2 separate regions of the Homo sapiens genome follow, and region 1 is linked to region 2. A link is a loop called in an ENCODE intact Hi-C map of the cell type or tissue named here. Cell type or tissue: PC-9. All regions are shown on one strand. Each heading gives the region's core, and the rest is flanking DNA. Links, peaks and the distances in the headings are about the cores only. Region 1 overlaps WWC2 (WW and C2 domain containing 2). Region 2 overlaps WWC2 (WW and C2 domain containing 2).

Region 1 (12,314 bases), core at 2,051-10,050, 83 kb after region 2:
CAGCAAAAAAAAAAAAAAAAGAGAAAAAGGAAAAAAAGAAAAAGCAGAAAGAAAAACTAAAAACAAAAGCATAAAGTACCGAATTAGAAAGAGTCATTTGTATCAATAAGTCCAAGAGCTGGTTACTTTAAGAAAAAAATACCCAAATAACTGAGAGGTTAGGTAACCTGAACTAGAGAAAGGAAAAAAAAAAGAAAAAAGCACAAATACATAAAGCTATAAATGAGAACAGGAAAACGATTGCAGTTACAGTAGAAAAGAAAATAATATTAAAGGATTATCCTGTCCAATAAATTTGAAAACACTGAAGATTTCTTTCCAGGAAAATGTAAATACCAAACTGACCCCTGAAGACAAGAAAATCAGCCATATAGATACCCAAACAATTATCTGCTACCAAATAGATAACTAACAGGAACTGTTTGGGTATCTATATGGCTATCTAGAAGAACAACCCCTTCCCAGAAAAAGTACAAGATCTCATAATCTATAAATCTGAATTCTACCAAACTGCAAGGAACATATTTAATTCCAATGATACTTAAACTGTTCCAAAACATGGAGAAGAATGAACGTTCCGAATTTTTTTAGGAAGTCAGCATAACATTACAACCAAAATCTGGTAAACAAGGCATCAAAAGAGGAGGAAAATAAAACTAGACTACTCTCACAAATATTCACGTAAAAATCCTAAAAAAAAATTAACAAATAGAATCCAGCTTCATATCAAAATTAGGAAATCTTTTAAATTTAAATTTATTAATAAAATTCATCATATTAATAGTGTAAAGCACAAACTATCTCTGTATAGTGAAAAGGCATGTGGAAAATTCAAAATGTATATTTAATATATGTCAAAAAATATGAAGGCCAATAAACATGTATGTCTATAACACCAAGATTTAAGAAATGATATTATGCTATATTTGCCTTCAGATTTAAAAAACAAAGAACTGTAGATATCTTTCAGGATAGACCCCCTTACACTCTTCCTTCCCCACAGAAAACCACTATCCTGATGCTGGGGTAGAGCATTCCTGTTTTAAAATCTTGACCACCTATGTATATATCCATAAATGCTATATGCCTTAGTTTTGTGGGGTTTTAAATTTTACATGAAATACACACACACACACACACACACACACACACACCTGAAACTTGCTGTGTTTCTCTAAACACTGTCACTGAGATTTGTCTATGTTGGTATTTGTAGGAAGATTCAAGTTCATTTATTTTAACAGCTGTATAGCACTCTGTAATTAAACCATAAAAATTGTTTAATACAATCTCCCATTGACAGACATTTGTATTGTTCAAAATTTTTTGGGTTTACAAATTAAGCTACAATGAACTTACTTGAACATACATGCAAGAGTTTCTCTAGGATACACAAATGGAATCCTGAGCTGAACAGGATGCAAATGTTTAACCTGACATACATTGTGCCAACGGCTCTCCTTAGTAGTAATATCAACTCACACTCCTATCAACAATGATGAAAGTTCCTATTTCCCTACATCCTCTCCATACCTGATGTTGTTAGGCCTATTAATTTTGGTAAATGTCATGGAAATGAAATGGTCTTTCATTGCAGTTTAACTCTGCATTTCTCTTACTTCTAATGAAACTGAGATCTTTCCATATATTCATTGATCACTCTGTTCTCTTCTGAGAACTGGCTGTTACTTTTACCCCATTTTCTTCTTTCTCATTTACTTATTAAAATACAGATCTTGGCCAGGCACGGTGGCTCATGCCTGTAATCCCAGCACTTTGGGGGGCCAAGTTGGGTGGATCACTTGAGGCCAGGAGTTCAAGACCAGCCTGACCAACATGGCAAAACCCCATTGCTACTAAAAACACAAAATTAGCTAGGGGTGGTGGTGCATGCCTGTAATCCCAGCTACTCAGGAGGCTGAGGCACGAGAATCGCTTGAGCCTGGGAGGCGGAGACTGCAGTGAGCTGAGATCGCACCTGCACTCCAGCCTGGGCAACAGAGTAAGACTCTGTCACAAAAAAAATAAAATAAAATACAGATCTTTATTCATTCAGGATACTAATTTTTTACTGATTATATGCAAACATTTCCCCTTTTGTCTTTAATTTATGCCTTTTGTCATGTCAGAGTTTTAATTTTATTGTAATCCACTATGAAATACAGATACCCATCCACCTATAATTTTCTAATAGCTTAAAATCTGTATCTCCTTGTTGATTTTAGGCATAAATCGATGCACTAATTTGTGTGTGTGGGAAGGCATAGGGATCTGAATTTTATTTTTTAATATACTAACAGATGGCCTATTGTACCAGCACCATTTATTAAATAATCCATTCTTGCCCCACTGATTTTATAATTTGCCTAATACATAAATAACATTTATAAATCAGTAATAAAATAGCAACTTTCCAATAAAAATAAAGAGCAAAGAATATGAAATCTAGTTCACAGAAAAAAAATGCTTCTTGGCTGGGCGTGGTGGCTCACGCCTGTAATCCCTGCACTTTGGGAGGCGGAAGCGGGCGGATCACGAAGCCAGGAGATCGAGACCATCCTGGCTAACACAGTGAAAGCCCGTCTCTACTAAAAATACAAAAAATTAGCTGGGCGTGGTGGCAGGTGCCTATAGTCCCAGCTACTCGGGAAGCTGAGGCAGGAGAATGGTGTGCACCCAGGAGGCGAAGCTTGCAGTGAGCCAAGATCGTGCCACCGCACTCCAGCCTGGGCAACAGAGCAAGACTCTGTCGCAAAAAAAAAAAAAAAAAAGCTTCTTAACAAGTGAAAAAATGTCCAACCTCACTCATAATAGGTGAAAAATGCTATTTCATTGTAGTTATAATTTGCATTTCCCTTATCTATAACAAATATAAACTATTTTGAAATATAATGTTTGACAAAGGTGTGGGGAACAGGCATAAATTCATGGGTTACTGGGAATATATATTGGTACAACCTCCATAAAGAACAATTTGAAACAATCTATCAAAATTATAAATGTATATACCTCTGACCCACCTCTATTAGATTGAGTATCCCTAATTTGAAAATCCAAAATCCAAAATACTCCAAAATCTGAAACTTCTGAATGCCGACATAACACTCAAAGGAAATTGCTCATTGGAGCATTATGAATTTTGGATTTTTGGTTTAGGGATGTTCAACTGGGAAGTATATAATGCAAATATTCCAAAATTTAAAAAAAAAAAATCCAAAATCTGAAACACTTCCGGTCCCAAGCATTTCAGATCAAGAACACCCAAACTCTATTAGCACAACAATCATCACAGAAAATTACACGTCAACAATTTAATTATTTTCCTCCACAATGTTACTTTTTTTTTTTTTTTGAGATAATGTCTCTATCTGTTGCCCAGGATGGAGTGCAGTGGTAGGATCACCATCACAGCTTACTGCAGCCTTGACTTCCCACCTCAGCCTCCCAAGTAGCTGGGACTACAGGTGCGCACCGCCATGCCTGGCTAACTTTTGTATTATTTTGTAGAGACAAGGTCTCGCCATGTTGTCCAGGCTGGTCTCAAACTCCTGGGCTCAAGTGATCTGCCGGCCTCCCAAAGTGCTGGGATCAAAGGCGTAAGCAACCCCTCCTGGCCACAATGTTACTTTTTAAAATGTGTTCTGGCTGGGCATGGTGGCTCATGCCTGTGAGCCCAGCACTTTGGGAGGCCAATGCAGGAGAACTGCCTGAGCCCAGGAGGTCAGTCAGCCATGATGGCACCACTGCACTCCAGCCTGGGCCACAAAGCAAGACCAGCCATTAATTAAATAAATGTATTTTATTGTTCACATCCAACTTATACCAAAATTAAAGAGAACTTCCCCAAAACTAAAGATAAGGTAAAATTAAATAATATTAAATATTAACAGAAATTTAGGGAATATCATGATTTTAACAAATGCTTGCATTTTTCTCTGTACAAATTTGAATATTTGAACATTTTCTTCTCTATAAAGGGAATTTTCATTTAAATTAAATGTGTAAAACAGTGCAGTATACACATAATCATTTCAAGTGACCCAAAAAGTAATTCCATAATCTCCAAGTTATTCCCCTAGTCTACAGTCTTACTCCCCAGAAGCAGCCACTAATAAAGATGCCTTGTTCAAAATGGTTCTAGTTCATAAACGTCAGCATCAATCTGTGTACATGCATTTTAACCCTAACATAATCACAGTAGAGATCTTTGTATTTGGGCACTAATACATCTTTCTTTGTTAACAATTCACAGTATTTCATTCTATATGCTATGATTTAACTAACATGAATAAAGGTGTTTTTCAATAAAATTTATATACATTCCCTTTCAGGCAGCTGACATTGAGAATGTTTAAATAACTGGTTTTCCAACTAACTGATTCCTCATTTTCCTCTACAAGGCCAAAAAGGATACCAGCTTTCCTAAATTATTAACTTAATCATAAAGTAGCAAAACATCCTTTCTATACTTGTAAAGGTAATTTTTCATCTCTACGGCTAGGATATCCCTTCTGATGTCTTGATGAAACCAGCTGTTTAAATGATTTCCATTTCCGTTGTGGGTTTTTAAAAAACCCAATAACAAATAAATTTAAGTTCTGTGAATGAACTGTTTAAGAATCATATAATTATCACTATGGATGTATATCAGAGTAAAGAACTCAGGGGTTAAAGGCTGACCACAGAAGAAATGAAAATCGTGGAAAGAAAATGAACGTAGTACTAAGAGACTTCCATGATTTACACATAAAAAACTTCCCTCAATGGGTTAAATGAATATCCATCTCCAATATACTACGTGCTCATTTTAAGTTCCCACCCATAACTCAGAATATCTTTTGGAGTTATCCTAAGTTATATCTGTGTTTTTAAAACTGACATCTTAACCAAAAAAAAGTCCATTTTTAGTTTTTAAAATTAAAACTTCTGTTTTTAAAAAACTCACTGTTTTCCAACATACATGGGCAAAGTGCATGGTTACACAGAGAAGTAAATATGAGGAGGGGCTTTATACCCCGTCTTGAAATGAGGCGCCCAGCAGGTTCTTCCAAAACCTTAAGAAGCAAGTCATGGTTTCTTCTTGCTAACTGTGTAAAGGACAAGTGCTTCAGGGTTCATTCTCAATAGTGACCTGAAGAAGAGGCGAGGATGCAGGAAGAGGACAAAGGGCATCTCTTCACTTCGTCCTATATTCTCAGTGGGAGAATTAATTACATTATCACTATATATCCTTAAACTAAGCCATTCCCAGACTCCATGCCTTTAACTGGAGAAGTAACTTCTGTAGTCCAGCCAAATTCCTAGTGCCCTTCTGGAGAGGGAATTCATGGAAATTCATCTTAACGGCAGGGCCAGTGCAATGCTCCTGATTTTCATTCAAATGGGCCAACCTGTGTCCTTCACTACCACCACTAATTTAGGTAAACACTGCTAGTTTAAATAGCACAAAGGAGTATAATCAAAAATCACACAACAGAATCAAATAGCAAGTCTAAGCAATCACTAGGAGTCAGTAAAATTCAGACTGGAGTACGGTAGAAAGCAATGAAACAAACACCATCAGGACAAAAGGAGTCTTTAAGAATGAAGTAAAGTGTTGTCAGGGGAGGATGAGAGACAGGATTACAAAAAAAAAAAAAGTTGAGATATTTCAGATAAATCATGACCCTTCTATGCAAACCACTACACACAGCTTCTTTTTGGTCACAATAGTAAACCCGGTCAGACAACTGGCTAAAAGGACTCAACGCTTGGCTACTTGGCTGCAGCCCCATAATGTCTTTCCTCATTTGAATAGCATTTTAGGAATGTTTTGTCAATGTGTCTGATGATTATTCACTTCTACTGCATTCCTCCCTTCACCACGATAATTATGGTCACAGTAACAATTTATTTTATAGACAGAACACTCACAATGCTAAATGATGACTTTTTAAAAATCTGTTAAGATTCATGTATTTGTCCACATTTTCTAAAAAAGTTAATTTTAACAATTGTTGCTCATAGCAACACAGGACAAAAGATTTTTCACATGCATAATCTAGGCATTTAATCAAAATTCACAAACTTGATCTCAAACCAAGTCAAATGTAGAAATGTAGGAAAACATAGAATCAGATACACAATATATTTCTAGCTACCATAAAGACAGAAAAAAAAAGTGCAGCAACCTGTAACAGGGATAAGGAATGTACAAATGAAAAGATTCCTCTTTAACCATAGTTTAGTGACTGCCTGTACACTTCTAGGTAAGTTTCACAGCATAAGTAAATCCAACAAAAACATGCCACACTCCCTCTGAATTTCTATCACTTCCTATTTATGAAGGCTCTTTACCCTGAATCCAAATCTAAGTAGTTTAAAGCAAACTATAACGTGGCAATCGACTGAAAGAAACTATTTTTCCTCTAAGACTGAGGCTCGACTATAAGAGTAGAGGTAAAAAAAATATCCATAACCGGCCAGGCGCAGTGGCTCACTCCTGTAATCCCAGCACTTTGGGAGGCCAAGGTGGGTGGATCACGAAGTCAGCAGTTCAAGACCAGCCTGGCCAACATGGCGAAACCCCGTCTCTACTAAAATACAAAAATTAGCCGAGCATGGTGGCACGAGCCTATAGTCCCAGCTACTTGGGGGGCAGAGGCAGGAGAATCGCTTGAACCCGGGAAGCGGCAGTTGCAGTGAGCCAAGATCGCACCATTGCATTCCAGCCTGGCACTCCAGCCTGGGCGACAGAGCGAGACTCCACCTCAAAAAAAAAAAAAAAGATCCCCAATCAAGGTCTGCGGGCTGGGCATGGTGGCTCACGCCTGTAATCCCAGCACTCTGGGAGGCTGAGGCAGGAGGATCCCTTAAGCGCAAGAGTTCAAGACCAGCCTGGGCAACACAGGGAGATGAGACCTTGTCTCAGTGTTTTAAACAAAAAAAAAAAAAGCTTTGTAATTTACATGTTTGTGGTAAAATCAAGGCTTTCTTGGATTATAGTAGACACCCAACAGGGTTTAAATTAATGAAAAAGCACTATAGAAAAGAACGTGGCCGGGCACAGTGGCTCATGCCTGTAATCCCAGCACTTTGGGAGGCTGAGGCGGGCAGATCACCTGAGGTCAGGAGTTCGAGACCAGCCTGACCAATATGGTGAAACCCCATCTTTACTAAAAATACAAAAATTAGCTGGGCATGGTGGCGGGCACCTGTAATCTCAGCTACCCAGGAGGCTGAGGCAGGAGAATCGCTTAAACCCAGGAGGCAGAGGTTGCAGTGAGCCAAGATCACGCCATTGCACTCCAGCCTGGGGGACAGAGCAAGACTCCATCAAAAAAAAAAAAAAAAAAAAAAAAAGAAGAAGAATGTGGAAGAGCTGGAACTCCACTTTATCACTTTGAAAATTCTCTATCCTTCATGATCAGTTCAACTTGTCTCGAAAAGGGAGGGGATATGCAGAAGTGTAGGTGGTGTAAGTGGCACATTTGAAAAGGAGATGGTTCCACAGAAGCCTAGATTGGGAGAAGCTGTGGGACAACACTGAACCGTTTTTAGAACCAGAGACAGGACAGGAATGAAGAGGATTTATAGCATATAGATCTCAGCCTCTAAAAGAACTGAAAACACTGGAACAAGGCAGAAATGACAGAATCAAATTAGGATTTATTTGAGCAACTAATATCCACAAGACATTGTACTGGGTATCTTGCAAGGCAGGATAAATAAATAATATTGTGCATGATTTAACTAAACAGAGCCTATAACCTAATTTGAGAAAATAATAAATTCTGAAAAAGTAATAGTTTAATTCAAGGAGTCAAAATACAGTACACATGTAGTTTTAATACAGATGCTAAAAACAGGTAGCATAAGAATTAAGCACTGGAAGATTATGTGTGGCTAAGTTGTTAAGGCAAACTTTAAGTGATGAAACTTCAGCTAAATCCTGAAGGAGGCTCTATCTTCCAAAGCCAGGGAGGCGGCCAAAGGCCTTTCCTAGCAGGAATCGAAGGCAGTATCTTGTTAGATGTACAGCTTGGAAGTCAGACAGACACGCTTGAGTTCTGCCACCACTTAACAGCTTTGTGCCCTTAGACAAGTCACTTAAACCTCTTCAGTCTCAGTTTCCTAAAATGGAAATAATAATGGTACCTATCAAAGTTTCTTTTATTCAATAGTTACTAAGAGCTTGCACAAAGCTGAGCATTGGAATACAGTAGTGAACAAGACAGACACAATACCTGCCCTCATGAAGCTTGAGATAAATATGTGAAGGGCTCTTCACATAACTTATGGTACTTGTCATCATCATCATCTTTAGCACAGTGGTGAAAAGTATAAGATATGTTCCAGTGAATGGTGCAAAAACAGACACACACACCAATGGAACATGTTAGAAAAACCAGAAATAAAGTCACACACTTACCACCATCTGGTCTTTGACAAAGTTGACAAAAATGAGCAATGGGGAGAGTACTTCCTATTCAATAAAAGGTGCTGGGATAACTGGCCAGTCATATGCAGAAGACTGAAACTGGACCCCTTCCTACACCATATACAAAAGTCAACTAGAGCTGGATTAAAGACTTAAGTGTAAAACCTAAAACTATAAAAACCCTAGAAGAAAACCTAGGAAATACCATTCTGGACGTAGGCCCTGGCAAAGATTTCATGACAAAGAGGCCAAAAGCAACTGCAACAAAAAAGAAAACCAACAAATGGGACCTAATTAAACTAAAGAGCTTCTGCACAGCAAAAGAAACTATCAACAGAGTAACCTACAGAATTGGAGAAAATATATGCAAACTATGCATCTGACAAAGGTCTGAAATCCAGAATCTATAAGGAACATAAACAAACCAACAAGCAAAAAACAAACAACCCCATAAAAAATGAGCAACGGACACGAACAGACATTTCTCAAAAGAAGGCATATGAAAAAATTCTCAACATCACTGATCATTAGAGAAATGCAAATCAAAACCACAATGAGATACCATCTCACACCAGTCAAAATGGCTATTAGATAAAAGTCAAAAGATGCTGTCCAGGTTACAGAGGAAAGGGAATGCTTAAACACTGCTGGTAGGAATGTAAACTAGTTCAGCCACTGTGGAAAGCAGTTTGGAGATTTCTCAAAGAACTTAAAACAGAACTGCCATCCAACCGAGCAATCCCTTTACTGGGTATATACCCACAGGAATACAAATCATTCTGCCACAAAGACACATGCACATTTATGTTCACTGCAGCACTAATCACAATAGCAAAGACATAGAATCAACCTAAAGGCCCATCAAGGGTAGACTGGATAAAGAAAATGTGGTACATATACACCATGGAACACTATGCACCACAAAAAAGAATGAAATCATGATCTCTGCAACAACATGGATGGAACTGTAGGCCATTATCCTAAGCAAATTAACACAGGAATAGAAAACCAAATACCGCATGTTCTCACTTATAAGTGGGAACTAAACACTGAGTACACATGGAAGCTAAAAGGGAACAACAGACATCACAGCCTATTTGAGAGTGGAAGGTGGGAGGAGGGTGAAGATCAAAAAACTACCTATGGGGATTAGCTGGGTGTGGTGGTGCACGCCTCTATTCCCAGCTACTTAGGAGGCTGAGGCATGACAATCGCTTGAACCCGGGAGGCAGAGGTTGCAGTGAGCACAGATCTTGCCACTGCACTCTAGCCTAGGCGATAGAATGAGACTGGCTCAAAAATAAATAAACAAAAACAAACAAACAAACAACCTACGGGGTACTATGTTTATTACCTGGGTGATGAAATAATTTGTACACCAAACCCCCGCAACACACTATCTACCCACATTAACAAATCCACGTGTGTACTCTGTGAACCTGAAATAAACGTTGGAAGAAAAAAAAAAAGGTATGTTCCAGTGAAAACAAATAAACCATCTTAGCTGAAACAAGGTTTCACAAAAAATATTGCCATGTCTCAAGGCTCAATCTTGGAACCTCTCCTTTTCCTCTCTTCCAGTAATCTCATCCCATCCCACAACTTCAAATACTACCTATGTATAAACCAAATTTAGTATCTCTAGCTCTGAGCTGTCTCCTGAACAAAAGATTCTATATCTGGGTGTCTACTAGATTTCTCTATTTGTATGTCTTCATAGGGGTCTCACACCTTGTATTTCTTGCATTGCTATAAGCACCTGAAATGGGGTAATTTATAAGGAAAAGAGGTTTAATTGGACCTATGACTTCTGCAGGCTACACAGAAAGCATGGCCCCAGTCACCTGCTCAGCTCCTGGGAAGAGCTTCAGGAAGCTTACAATTAAGGTAGAAGGCAAAAGAGGAGCAGGCACATCATATGGCCAGAGCAGGAACAAGAGAGAGGATGGCGGGGGGAGGAGGTGGTGCCGTACACTTAAACAACCAGATACTGCAAGAACTCACCCACTACCCGACCTCCTACCAGGCCCTACCTCCAACTAGGAATTACAAATTACAATAGTGGGGACACATATTCAAACTCTATCACACCTATACATCGGAAACAGAACTTTGGATTAGCAATCCAAATGGATACCAACCAACCACATTCTCCCTCGGTCTTTCCCTAATGGTAACTCTTTTATTCTCTCTTTTCCTCAAGCCTCATGTACCCACATCATGAGCAAGTTCTTTCATTTTTACCAAAAAAACATAGGTTTTTTAGGTAAAAGCAAATCCACTCACTGCTTCCCACTGCCAAAGCCATCATTCTAGTGCAAGCTCTGATTGTTTCTCATCCAGATTATCTCACTAAAAAAAAAAAAAAAATCTGTAATTCCTTCTCCATAGAGTAGTGATCTCTTTTTTAAAATAAGATCTTTAAAAAGAAAAAAAGAAAGGCCAGGCACAGTGGCTCACACCTGTAAATTTCAGCACTTTGGGAGGCTGCAGAGGGAGGACTGCTTGAAGCCAGGAGTTTGAGACCAGCCTGGCAACATACTGAGGCTCTGTCTCTACCAACAAACAAAAATGAGTAAGATCATCTTGCATGCACGTGCATGTGCGCGCGCACGCGCGCGCACACACACACACACACACACACACACACACACACAGGCCCCACCTTACCTCAGTTCAATTGAAAACTCTCCAATAGCTCCCAAACAACCTTAAAATCTTGATGGTCTACAAGGCATACATGATAGGACCCCTTTCTATAGGTTGGTGCAAAAGTAATTGTGGTTTTTGCATTGAAAGCAATTACTTTTGCACCAACCTAATACTTCTCTGCCTCATTTCATAAGACCCTCCTCCCTCTGTTTCTACATCAATCTGTGCTGATGGAAACGTTCTGTATTTGCAGTGGTGCAATCTCAGCTCACTGCAACCTCCGCCTTCCAGGTTCAAGTGATTCTGCTGCCTCAACCTCTCAAGTAGCTGAGATTACAAGTATGCACCCCACGCCTGGCTAATTTTTGTATTTTTAGTAGAGATGGGGTTTTGCCATGTTGGCTAGGCTGGTCTCGAACTCCTGACCTCAGGTGATCCACCTGCCTCGGCCTCCCAAAGTGCTGGGATTACACGCATGAGCCACCGTGCCCGGCGGAACTAAATTTCTAACTTAATTTTAACTAGTTTAAATTTAAATAGCCACATACTCCTAGAAGGTATCATAGTGGAAAGCACAGGGCTAGTACTTCTGTTTAGTCTTTTCTTCTGCCTAGACCACTCTTCCCCCCAGATCTTCACATGAATGGCTCCTTCTTATCCTCATAGCTCAGCTAAATGCCAGCTCCTCAGAAAGGCCTTTCCTGATCACCTAACCCAAAGCAGCTCCCACCGACACTATTATCACTTCATCTTGTTTATTTTAATCAAAGCAAATTCACTACTATCTTTAGAATCTGTTTGCCTTCCCCAAAGTAGAATATAAAATCCATGAAAACAGAGATCTCACCTATTTCATTCAACACCGTGTCCCCGAAATGTATGTGCTAGGCATATAGTGTTTCCAATAAATGTGTGACGAATAGTTTGATTGAATGAATGAATGAGTGACTGAGTGAATGACTAGGTGGTGAAGTCAGTAAAGTAAGCTGGGGACAAATTATGGAGGTTACTGGAAGAAGGAAAAGGTCCTTCAAATGCATACATTTCATTTCTATGGGTACAGGCCTCCGCCGTGTTAAGTGTCCCTGTGGGGACAGGCAATCTAAGCACAGAGCATGAAGGGGCACACACAAAGCAGGTCTCTATTCTCAAATAACTTAGAATCAATTTTATGAAAACATTAGTGATGCAGACACACACAAGCTCCTTACACATGAGACACTAGGAAATCTCTCAAGAATGC
Region 2 (12,314 bases), core at 2,140-10,139:
AGTTCCTTCTGTGTCCGGAGGGCATCCTGTGCCACAGAGAGGTAGTCCTTGAGCATCTTCTCCTGTTCCCCCCTCCATTGTTTTCTTGGATCTTCTATCTGCGTGGTTTCTGAAAACATTAGGTGGAGGGTACTTTTTAGAATTTAACTTTGTTTTCCGGCTTGTTTAAGCTTTAGGGAGTAGGCTAGCTTAAGTTCTTGTATCCTCTAAGGAGTTTATTTAGCTGTGCTGGAGTGACTTCTCCAGAAATTTTAGTTTTATTTTACCCAGTCTCATCAACTTCCTTCCTCTTCCAGGTTCTGATCAACAGTGTATTCTCACTATAAATCTACCACACACAATGTTGTCAATCAGATCATTCAAGAATTCTGTGGCTCCCCAGTGCCTACAGAATAAAAGCCAAGCTATTCATTCCAGCACTCAATGCCCTGCATAAGCTGGACCCAACCCACCTTCATTCACCTAATACAGGACTGTAGACACACTGCCCTCTGCATCAGCACTAATCAAAGTTGGTCTACTCTGCAGACCAACACCAGTCCATGAACTCAGTTTTATGTCCGCAACAGTAATGACAGAAATAGAAAACATTTTGTAATCATTATAGCGATTTTAGTCAGTTATTGTTTATCTGTTGATAAATACTATGCATTTCTTTGTGTGTATACATTTTCACTTTTCCAGTAATTCACTTTTTCTTGTATTTTACAAAAATATCAGTGAGTCCGCAGTGGATCTGAAATTTAAAAATAAACAAACAAACAGAACCCTGGTCCTGTTTATACAGAATGCTCTAGCCTAAGGCCCTGGTTCTTGCTTCTGCACTTCCACAAACTACAATCAACCAGAGACCCTTTTAAAAAAAAAAAACCCAGACCAACTAGAGTTTCTGTGGATGCAACCCAGGCACGGTAGATTTCAAAGCTGCTCAGGTGATTCCATTGAGCAGCCGAGCCCAAGAACCAGTGTTCTGCAACAGCATTCACATGCTGCCTCCTCCAGAAGGTGCCCCAGCCACCTCATCTGCAAGTCAGCCCTTTATCCTCTGTCTTCCATGGCAGCTTATGCTCAGTTTATAAACTCCAAACACATTCTTTACTGTGTGGTGAAGCTACAGTAGGGGCCACAAAACATGAAGAAAAACAAAAATGAAAGAATCAGATTACCCTAAACATTTTATGTTCTCACATTTTAAAATTAACATATTTTTTGACCACATGTTGGGCCAAGGAGTTGGAGTGTACTGCTGTCCAGCATTGGGATACCATGGTGTATACAAGAGAACGGACAGTTTTGGTGATGGTTAGTGCAGGCTGGTTAAGAGCTATCCCCCTGTGTCTGCAGACATGTACTGGACCCCTCTGCTGTGAAAGAAAGGAGAGTGGCCATTTGCCAGTAGAGGAAGGGGTTGAGAATGGGACAGAGTAAATAAAAGAGGTTTCCTGGATGCTGATGTTCTATTTCTTTCACCCATCGAAATTACACAGTTCACTTCTAAAATATTTGTTAAACTATGTTATTTCAGTCTATGCACTTTTCTGTGTGTAGTATTCAGTAATACATGTTTTAAAATAAAAGTGGAATAGTTCAAAGGCATAAAAACTATGGTATTGTGACTTAAGATCTCGTCTCTAGCAGGATATTGTATCCGAGTGGACCCCACTCCCAACAACAGCAAACACAAACAGGGGATAATTTGGGACAAAAAGAAGTATGGCTTTAATACAGAAAACACATGAAGCTTGATACACAAAAGGTTAATAGAGATTTTTAAAAAACAAAGCAAAACACAAAGAAGGCCATGGTGGAATAACAGGGCCACTGTAACTAGAAGATAAAATATATGAACAATGGTTTTCAGATGTTGGACAACAGGTAGTACAGGATTGTGATCTCTGAGAGAAGGGAAATGAACCCCACGATTACCCTACATTTCTGTCTGAAAGCACTTTTTGGACAGCAGTGCAAAGAGGGGTAACTCAAGCAGAGAAAGGAGGCACTGCTGAATTGCAGGGAGAGGGAAGCAGATTTCACGGAAGCCATGACAGGTGGAATTTGTAAAGCAAAGCACAGTAGAAGCTCCAGAGACTGGAGAAGTTCCAGAAATTTGCACAGGGGTCACAAGAAGTCTGTGAGTGAATGCTGAGATGACAACGGGAAATGCACAAGGCCAGGCAAAGGACAACTGGGACGCTATAGGCAGATAAATTCCCCGAGCTCACACAGGGCTGTGACAGTTTCAAATTATGACCAGCCAGAGGAGAAAGGCCACAGTGAACATCTAGGGAATCCAGTGGAGACCACAGCAAAGTTACACCTTAACAACAGAGCTAAATAAGACATAGGGTAAAGGCTACTCTGAACCTAACCTAACAAAGCTTTGAAACAAGCTTCTAAAAGACCAAGCTGGTCAGCAAGTAACTTAACTGCCGGTCAGAAGAAAAAAAATATAAAACTCCCTAAAAGGCACAAAACCTAGCACTCAATGAAAACAACAACAACAAAACCAACTTTATAATGTCTAGCATCCACTATAATGTTACCAACATAAAAAGCACAAAAATATGGCCCATAATCTGGAGAAAAATCAGTCAATAGAAACAGATCTCGAAATGTAGAAAGGATGGAATAAGCATAATCTAGATAAAACAGCTATGTTGCAACAGAATAGAGTCCAAAAATAAACCTGCACATCTACTGACTATTGTGCAAATAGCCAGTAAGCAGATGAAAGGAGACTCAACATCACTAATTATCAGCGAAATACAAGTCAAAACTATAATGGGATACCATTGCTCACTATGTAAAATGGCTAGAATTTAAAAACTGGCAATGCCAAGTGTTGAAGAGGATGTGGTGCAATTGGAATTCTCATTCATTGCTACCGGGAATCTAAAATGGTCCAATCACTTTGGAGAACAACTTAGCAATTACCATACAACCTAGCAATCCTACAACTTGTTATTTACCCAAGAGATATGAAAATATGTATCTACAAAAAGACCTCTAAACAAATGCTCATTAGCAGCTTTATTCATAATAGACAAAACTATTACAGGTAATGGCTAAGCAAACTGTGGTATATCCATACAATAAAATACTACTCAGCAATAAAATGAAACAAAATACTCAACAGCAATATATAAGACTCTCAAACACATGTTGAGTGAAAAGATGCCAGACACAAAAGACCACATGCTGTATGATTCCATTTATATGAAATTCGGGCAAAAGTAAAGCCAATCCAATGACAGAAAGTGATTGCCTGGGCCCAGCAGTACTGAGAAGTACTTGTTACAACAGAGCAAGAAGAAAGCTCTTTTTGAGGGGATGGAAATGTTCCCTATCTTGATTATTGTGATAGTTACATGGTATACACCTGTCAAAACTCATGAATTGTATAGTGAAAATAGATGCAATTTATGTATTTGTATATAATAATAAAGCTGATTTACAGTTTATTATTAAAATATGCTTTACAAGGTTCAAATGAATGACTGATGATGACTGATAAAGAGAAATGAGGTATAATGGAACAGCAATAAAATCCTTTGCCACTACCAGCTGTTGAAAAGAGCACTGGTTAGGGAGTAAGGCCGTGTGGGTTCCATATCCACCTAGCCAGATGTGAGACTCTAAGTATTTTACCTCTCTTACTCTCATGTCTCTCGATTGTAAAAAGAGGCTGAAATATGGACGAATATTTTCTGATGCAGCCTTTGTAGCAGACACTGTTGGTGTCCTATCCTGGTATTCTCGGGTCTTTCTGCCACAGCCTGCTGTTTGTTGTTGATGGATGTCTGACTGCTCTAGAGCACTTCGCTAACTCACCTGCAGCCAATGACTGACAAGTGAAGAAGACAGAAAGAACTCCCAGGTAGGGCAAACTCTGAGGTAGAAATTGTACTTTAGAGCCACCACAATCATGTGGAGTCAGAGACTTTGCAGAAATAAAACCTTCAGCTGTTTTTTTCCCTCCACTTTCTTTCTTTCCTCATTTCCTTACTGGTTTATCCTGGGATTTCCTTCATAAACCACTTTCACTTAAATTCTTGGCTTAGGGTTTGCTTCTGAGAGAACTCAACCCAACATACCCTTGTATAATCTATGCAAATGGAAACTGAAGAAGTTTGGTCTTGGACTGTACTACTCATACCCTCCTGTGATGGCGGCTCTTAGTAACACTGTGTGTATGGGCAAGGCAGGGGAGAAATGAGAGGAAGAATCGCTCTTGAAAACAAAAAAGGAAAATAAACCTGTCATTAATAGAGAAATGTAACGGCAAGTTCTAGCAATTGTTTTCTAAGATTCTACTAGAGAACTGAATAAATACGCAGCTCTGGTTATTGTAAAAACAAAATTAGATTAAGGCACAGCCTAACTGACTCAATAAAATCATTTTTGTGTACCATTAGTAACAGTACTCTTAGATTTTAAGCCCTTGATGTCATATCATACCTGAAAATACTTCCACAGCCCACTCAGAGTTCCACAACCCCTTTCTTAGGGGTGTAGAGAGTGTACATTAGTCAGCCCAGGCCACACTGGAAATGAAAGGAGTGGATACAGAAGGACTATGGAACATATAAAAGGAAAGTGTTCCAATAAGAACCTCAGCACTTATTACTAGAAGGGGATGAGGAGGTACAGAGGTGCAGGAGGAAGAAGAAAAAAACAAAATGATATGGTAGCACTACCACCTGGGTGATAATGCGGGTACCTCAGAAGGGCTGAGGTACCCGCATTGTGAAAAACTAAACAGGAAAAGGAGGGATAACTCTTCCTTCCACCTAATACCTGAATAATTAAAATGATTCCATATTGGAATGTACATTGAGAATACTGAGACTCAGGTCATAATGAAAGTTTAAAAAAAAAAAAAAAGCAAATGAATTATTTTGAGTCCTGAGGAAGTTATAAGAATACGAATACTGGAAAAAAGAACTGAGATGTAATATCCCAGTAGTTAAGATCATAAACCCTGTATTCAGTCTAACTGGGTTCAAATTCAGGTGTGTCATTTACAAATTGTGTGACCTTGAGCAGGTTCTTAAACCTTTCCAGGGTTCAATTTCCTCCTTAATAAAATGGAGCTAATTCAGGGGGCTGTTTGGAAGATTAAATGAGATACTGCAAAATATAAAAAGCCTTTAACGCTAGTAAGCTATAACACTGTCTCTGATACTCAGATTGCAAAAGCAAAGAAATTATAAAGTCACATTCCTTTCCCCAGCCTTGACTCCAGAGAGCATCTGTGTCTAGAACTAAGGCTCCACAGATCACTCTGCACCCATGTTAACCTACCCTGGCTTGAACCAGCTGATGAAAATGGGATAGAGTCAGCTGTAACAAATGAATTATATATACATATGCTCAACACTTCCCCTCAATCTGTGCACATGGCAGCAACACCGGAGAAAAAAGAGACTTGTAACTTAATAAATTATAAAATTATATCCACTCTGCTCCCTCTTCCTTTAGTGGAATTTGCACACTCCACCACATATGTATTTATACAAGATGTCAGGGGCAGATCAGCAGATGAGACCGAAAAACAATCAAGAAAATATTTCTTCTCAAAGTTTCTTAGTATGACACATAATGTTGCACTTTCCATTTGTCAGTGGATGGTGTATTGATCATTTTTTAAAATTTTATATATTTTATGATGCTTTGATGTCTTGGGGGCCTTGCTGTCTGGGAAGAGACTGCCCCTCCCAGGGCTAATTTAATTCTTAGAGATAGCAAATGACTCCCATGAGCCCATCCTTCATATGTAAACCAACAGTCCAAAAGCCCATATCCCTAACCTCCTCTTTTATCTAACTCAGACTCCAAACCAATATTTCCCCTGCCCTACACCACCCCCCAGAGAAGATACTGGACAACTAGAGACCATTCCCATAACCCAGAGTCTGCCGAAATTATTCAACCTAGCCAATCCTAAACTTGCTCAGATTTGCCTACCCTGCCTCACTCATTCCTTCCCCAGGAAACCACAATACAGGCTCTGGGCCATGATTTCTCCTCTGCTCCTTCTGCCTTCCAACCAACCCAAGCGCTTCCCCACTATGTGGCCCAGAATGGTGTAGTATGCCCCCTTCCCTTGAGAACTATAATAAAACTTCTTTCAATGGCACTGACCTCTTCCCATCATCACTCAGTCACCTCTATAAATTAAATCCTGGGTATAATCAAAACAAGATGGGCCATGGGGCTGGCCACTATATGAACGTAAGAACCTGTTCCTGATAGATTAGAATAGAAATACTATCAATTTTCTGGAATGCCCAGGGGCATATACTGTCTTCAAAAAGCTTTGCCTGGTAATCTCAATCTTAATGCAGCCCAACGAAGTATTTCTGGTTGGCCCCAAGAGCTACAGCAAGTCAAAACCTAGAGAATAATCTGCTATATTTATTTGTTATTTGTTCGTTAATAAGTCAGAGGGCATCTGACTTGGCCCACAGGAATTTCCAGAGACCAGACTGGTTCTGTGGGTGTTTAACCTGGCCTCTAGGGATAAGGGATGACTCTAAGCTAAAGTGATTCAGGCTGTGAAGGCTGGGTCCTTTTGAGGCCAAGAGAAGCCCTGGGTGATCAACAAAATGGCCTGAGTCGGACGGGCACAGTGCAACCACTGCTTTAGACCTAGAGCTCTTGCCTCACACTCACTGGCTAAAGTTGAGCTTTCTCTAAAGTAGTATTTTAAACACTAATTTTAAAGATGTAAATATTTAAATATGCAGAAGATGTATATCTCACCTAACTGTGAAAAAAAACAAACAAACTGTATGCTAGAGCTGATGTCTAAACAAGAGATGTACAGGATGGACAGACCCTCCAGCCAAGAATCTTCAAGGACATCACCACCACAAGGCAGCCCAGCCATCTGGAGAATGTGGGAGATGGGCAGAGATCAGTCAATAAGAGTCCAAACTTCTCAGGTTCAAATATTCATTATAACTCAGGTCTCTGAATATCCTAATATTTAATACCTATATCTATTTCCAATATTTATATATGTGAGTGCAACCTGCCTCAAAGTACAGAATTCATCCTCTAACGAACATAAATGTGTGGTCTTCAAAAGTTTTCAGAACTGTAGATGACTCCCAATAATCCTCATCTCCTAGTAATTTATGCCTCTTGAGTATGCGCTAGATCTGATGGCTTGCTTCTAATGAACAGAACATAGAATAAGTGACAAGATATTACTTCTGAGATTAGGTTACAAAAGACTGTGCTGTTGTCCTGCTCACTCTCTCTCTCCCTGATTCTTCTTGGCTTTTTGGCTCTAACAAAGCAAGCTGCCCCGTTGTGAGCTGTCCTGTGGAGAGGCCCACGTGGCATGGAATGAGGGAGGCCTGTGGCCAGCAGCCAGCAAGGAAGTGAATCCTGCCAACAACCGTACGAGTGGCTTGGAAGCAAATCTTTCTCCAGTCAGCCTTGAGATGACTGCAGCCTGGCTGACACCTTGATTGCAAACTACCACAGAGACCTTGAGCCAGAGTATCCAGCTAAGTCTTGCCTAGATTCATGGCCCACAGAAACCATGAGATAATAAATATTATTTTAAACCACTAAGTTTTGGAACAATTTGTGACAATGAGATATATAATTAATAAACTAATAAAGAGATAATAAAAATTAAAAATGTATGTTAAAAATCTGAAATGTTCTTAAGTTATAATAATTATAAGATATGTACTCTCAGTTCTCTCTCAATCTTTTGAGGTTTCAGCCAATCATATTTCCCTCCATCTTGGGGACACGGTATATTTCAATAAAATACTTGTCACTGGCTAAAATGCCACGAAACACTGACTGACACTTAAATGAATAAAGGGCAATAATGATGATGATAATAAACTATCAGCATTTGTCTTGGATAGGTCAGGAAAAACACTCCAGTAGACTGGTTTAAACACCGCATATTACAAGAGAGTCAGTGGGAAGCATTCTCATTTCTGAAATACTGCACAATTCAAATATGAACTACAAAAGAGGGTTCCCAAAGCCACCTTAGAAGGCTTCATAAAGCAGGATGGTGCTTCATCTCCATCGTTGTATTTGCAGAATAGATTTGTGAAGATTATTTTTTAAATGTAAATACTCAAGTATATTACACAAATGTGGTATTTTTTATTAAGACCCAGTGGCCTTGGGAGCTCATGGCATTATAATATAATTTGCTGTTTTCTACTATATTAAAGAAGCAATATATAATACTGTCAAAATGCCCTGTACCTCAAGGGAATTCACATTCCATCAGTTTTATAGATGTGAAACTTTATAGGTAGAGAACACATGTGAATTACAAGAGCTTATCATGGAAGATAACATTAGATTCTTCAAAGAAGATTTTTTTTGTCTATAATGCATATTTCTGTTCTTCCTACTGTGCTTAGGAAGAATAAATCAAATGAATATAAGTAACTTTCCTTATCTTCCTTTTTATAAAGTATCTGCTATATTCATTTATTATTTGTTCGTTAATTTCTACAGACAATTATTGGCCATCTACTACAGGGTTTGGAAAAATAAGATAATCGGGCATGATCCCTCCTTCCAAGAAACTTACAAAATGTAGAAGAAATAGTGACATAGATGTACGCAGAACACAATTAATGCCTTGAGCGGAGAATGGCTATGTGCATGGCTAGTGTATGAGTGGCTAGTACCATGGCAGTTTAGAGACAAATGCGTTTCTTCTGGCTGAAAAGAGTACAGTTCCGTGGAACAGGCTTAATTAAAGAGGGCTTTGAAAGATTCCCGACAAAAGAACCTGGCCCGTTCCCTGCCCCAGTCAAAACCCCCGGTTACCCCAGTCACACCAGCCTTCAGCTGCACTGAATTTCCTGCATGTCTTTCCTCAAGTCCTGCTTTCCTCAAGTCCTGCTTCTTGAGACCTTTGAATCTACTTGTGGTCCTCCTTCTTCCCCACCGTCTTTTTCTCCAGCCTGGTTAACTCAGTCATCTCTTTGGTTTCAGCTTAAAGCACTTTCTCCAAGTAGATGTGGCTACACTCTTTAGAATGGAAAGGCTGCTTCTTCATGTTTCCCCATCTTCTCCTGGCATGGTGGTGGTCCTTTCCTTATTTCACTACACATTCTCATTTCTTTACCAATACCCCAAGAAGGACTAGCCTATGATCTCTTGAATGTCCAGTAAATGAATATGAAACTCATTTTGAAAGCAGTAATGTGCCACAAAAGGGTTTTATGCAAGAGCACAAAAGGAACCTTTTTTTTTTTTTTTTTTTTTTTTTTAAAGAGACGAGGTCTTATATGTTACCAAGACTGGCCTTGAGCTCTTAGGCTCTAGCGATCTTCCCACCTCACCCTCCTGAGTAGCTGGGACTACAAGCAAGAGCTACCATGCTCAGCTTCAAAGAATCTTGACTATATTCTATGAAAATCATCTGACAGAAATGTGAAGTTCTATTATCAAAAGAATTGATATCATGGTGCAAAAAATTTTTTGGTGAAAATTATACATTAAATGAAAAAGTTTATAAAACAGTATATATAATATAATCCCATTTGCGATGTAAAATACATTTAAAGCTGTGTGTGAGGTGGGGAGATTCCTTGAGGTCAGATTTAAGACCAGTCTGGGCAACACAGAGAGATGCCATCTCTACCCCCAAAAAATGAAAACAAAAATAAATTTTAAGAAACTGTGTATATGTGCATGTGTGTATCAATATGAAAAAGTCTGGAAGGATACACGTCAGAAGATTTAGAATACTTAGTTAACTCTGGGTTGTATGAACATAGATAATTTTTCTTCTTTTCATTTATCTATATTTTCTACTTTTCTCCTATATACCATTACTTTTCGTTTGTTTGTTCTTGAGACAGGGTCTCACTCTGTCAACCAGGCTGGAGTGCAGTGGTGTGATCACAGCGCATTGCAGCCTTGAACTCCTAGGCTCCAGCAATCTGCCCACCTCAGCCTCCCAAGTAGGTGCGACCACAGGTGCAAACTGCCTCCCAAGTAGTTGGGACTACAGGTGCAAACTGCAAAACACGCTGAAAGAATCTATTCCCAAAACTGAACACAATCCTTTTACATGAAGTTCCAGAACAGACAAAACTAAGCTATGGTGATAGAAATCAGAACAATGTCTGCCGCAGTAGGGAGGGCTGACTGGAAAGGGGCAGGACAGAACTTACCAGGGTGACGGACAAAGTTTGTACCTTGATGCGGGGGCAAGTTACAAAGGACTATACATACGTCAAAGTCCACCCAAAATACACGCTTAAAATCAGTGCATTTTTGTGTATGTAAATGAAACCTTGATTACTAAAAGAAAAAAAATTACAGTACAACTCTGACTCTACCAAAAAGTGATTTACTTCTGGTTGTATTAATAATATCAAAACCTTATAAACCATACCTCCTTATTTACCTTCTAGTTAGCTGCAAACATCCCTCACTGATATCTACACCCCCACTCCACATATACCCACTGGAAGGTGAATATGATCATACAACACTGATGGCCTAAAATAACTTTCACAGTCAAGGTCAAATCTTTTACTTCTAAATATTCAATAGTGTTTCTTAGAAATAGTGTTAAACAGCCAAACATTCCTTATTTCATTTTTTATTTAAATAATGAGAAAATGATGCTGAAACTATACGATGTCAGAACACAACATATGTGTGGAACAGCTGTTTGAGAAGATAATACCATTTGCTTCCTAAACTACTTCACAGGAATGTCTTGAAGATTAATGAGACAATGGACCAGATCGTTTTCAGTGGGTGAACTGTTTGCTGTCGGTCATTTGGGTACAACAGATCACCAGAATACCATTACCATTACAGCAAAATAGCAGACTTAAAATTTTATATTCTAATAGTGAAGTTTTAAAATATTCAAAATGGTGTTTTTTGACACATAATTTATACTTGAAATGTACTTTAATTCCTTTAAATAACAGAAAGCTTTTGATTGCTGAGTTAAGCAATAAAGCTCTTCTTTTTAACATTTTAAGAGTTTATCATTATACTAGTTGCCCAGCGATGAAAACATAAAAGATGCAGTCATTGCCCTTAAGAAGCTCACAATTTAGTGAGGAAAACATACAAAAAATAATATAAATGCAATATGAAAATGCTTTTTAAAAAAATCCCTATGCACCTGGTCCTCTGGAAATATCTGGATGGGGCACTCGACCAGAATGGGACGGGGACCTGTGAGGTGGAGGGGTGGGTATCAGAGAAGGCCTGTGGGAAGCAGTGGCACCTGAGCAGACTGCCCCTAGAAGGATGTGGCCTTCAGACAAAGGGAGGGCCTAGGGGCTGTGCAGAGAGTGCTCAGGCTAGACTCTACAGATGCAAAGAAAGGCAGCCAGCTGAGGAGGCACAGGGTCCTCCTAAAGGCCTCCAGTGCCAGGCAGGGCAGGAGATGAAAAAGGAGAGGCCGGTGCAAGCAGACTAGGAAGAGCCTTCTAGCAAGGAATAGAACACATGCATCTGGACTCTGGGAAAGACTTAGACAGATGTGGCAGCCAGCAGTCTGAAGGAAGTAACTGAAGTTATCACCCAAGGAGATCTGCAGCATGCAAACAGCAGAAGACTAAAGACTATTACAGAAATCCTGACAGCAGGTCCCGGTGAAGAAGAAAGAGGCAAAAGAAAGCTGGGCAGGTGTGGTCACGTATGTGAACAGTATGTCACAAAATCCAAAGAGTAAAGAGCAGGAGGGAATAACTCACAGTGGCAAGTCACAGAGACAAGACTACAGTGTTGTTTGGATTTGATAGTTTGTAGGGTGTATTAGACCCTTCTTGCCTTGTTATAAAGGAATACCTGAGACTGAGTAATTTATGAAGAAAAGAGGTTTAATTAACTCACGGTTCTGCAGGATATACAAGCACGGCCCCAGTGTCTACTGGGCTCCTGGGGAGGCCTCAGGGAACTTTTACTCTTGGCGGAAGGCAAAGCGGGAGCACCACATTATGTGGTGAGAGAGGAAGCAAGAGAGTAAGCGGAAGATGCTTCACACCTTCAAACAGACAGATCTCGTGAGAACTCACTGCAGCAAAGACAGCACCAAGGGGATGGCACTAAACCAGGAGAAATCCACTCCCACGATCCAATCACCTCCCATCAGGCCCTACCTCCAACACTGGAGATTACATTTCAGCATGAGATTTAGATGGGACAAATATCCAAACTACATCGTGGGGTCTCGGGTGCCCTCAGCAAGAACAGGTTCTGTGAGATGGTGGAGAACAATGGAGGAAGTGGAGTTCTTGCAGACTACAGCTTTCAGCAAGTCTGGCTGTGAAGGGAAG

The links. Peaks named below come from ENCODE experiments on the same cell type or tissue, not always from the same donor. Only the 100,000 strongest peaks of a DNase experiment are listed, where the experiment ranks them.
Region 1: a loop joins it to region 2, with 2.1 times the contacts of the local background. A loop is called at or near these places in 3 of 110 quality-filtered maps.

Annotation. Positions count from the first base shown.
Region 1 is chr4:183,112,243-183,124,556 of GRCh38, reverse strand. The region is part of intron 1 of WWC2 (WW and C2 domain containing 2); the gene reads right to left. Among named protein-coding and RNA genes, the nearest start is that of WWC2, 19 kb to the right of the region's middle. RefSeq lists enhancers at 1,307-1,807, 1,808-2,308. In PC-9, for the core only: no CTCF peak of the experiment used is centred there; a DNase peak (open chromatin) is centred at 5,766; H3K27ac peaks cover 1,335 bases.
Region 2 is chr4:183,195,748-183,208,061 of GRCh38, reverse strand. It overlaps WWC2 (WW and C2 domain containing 2), which reads right to left. Exons shown (of 23, transcript NM_024949.6): 3 at 1-109. Among named protein-coding and RNA genes, the nearest start is that of WWC2-AS1, 39 kb to the left of the region's middle. In PC-9, for the core only: no CTCF peak of the experiment used is centred there; DNase peaks (open chromatin) are centred at 6,501 and 7,371; H3K27ac peaks cover 2,151 bases.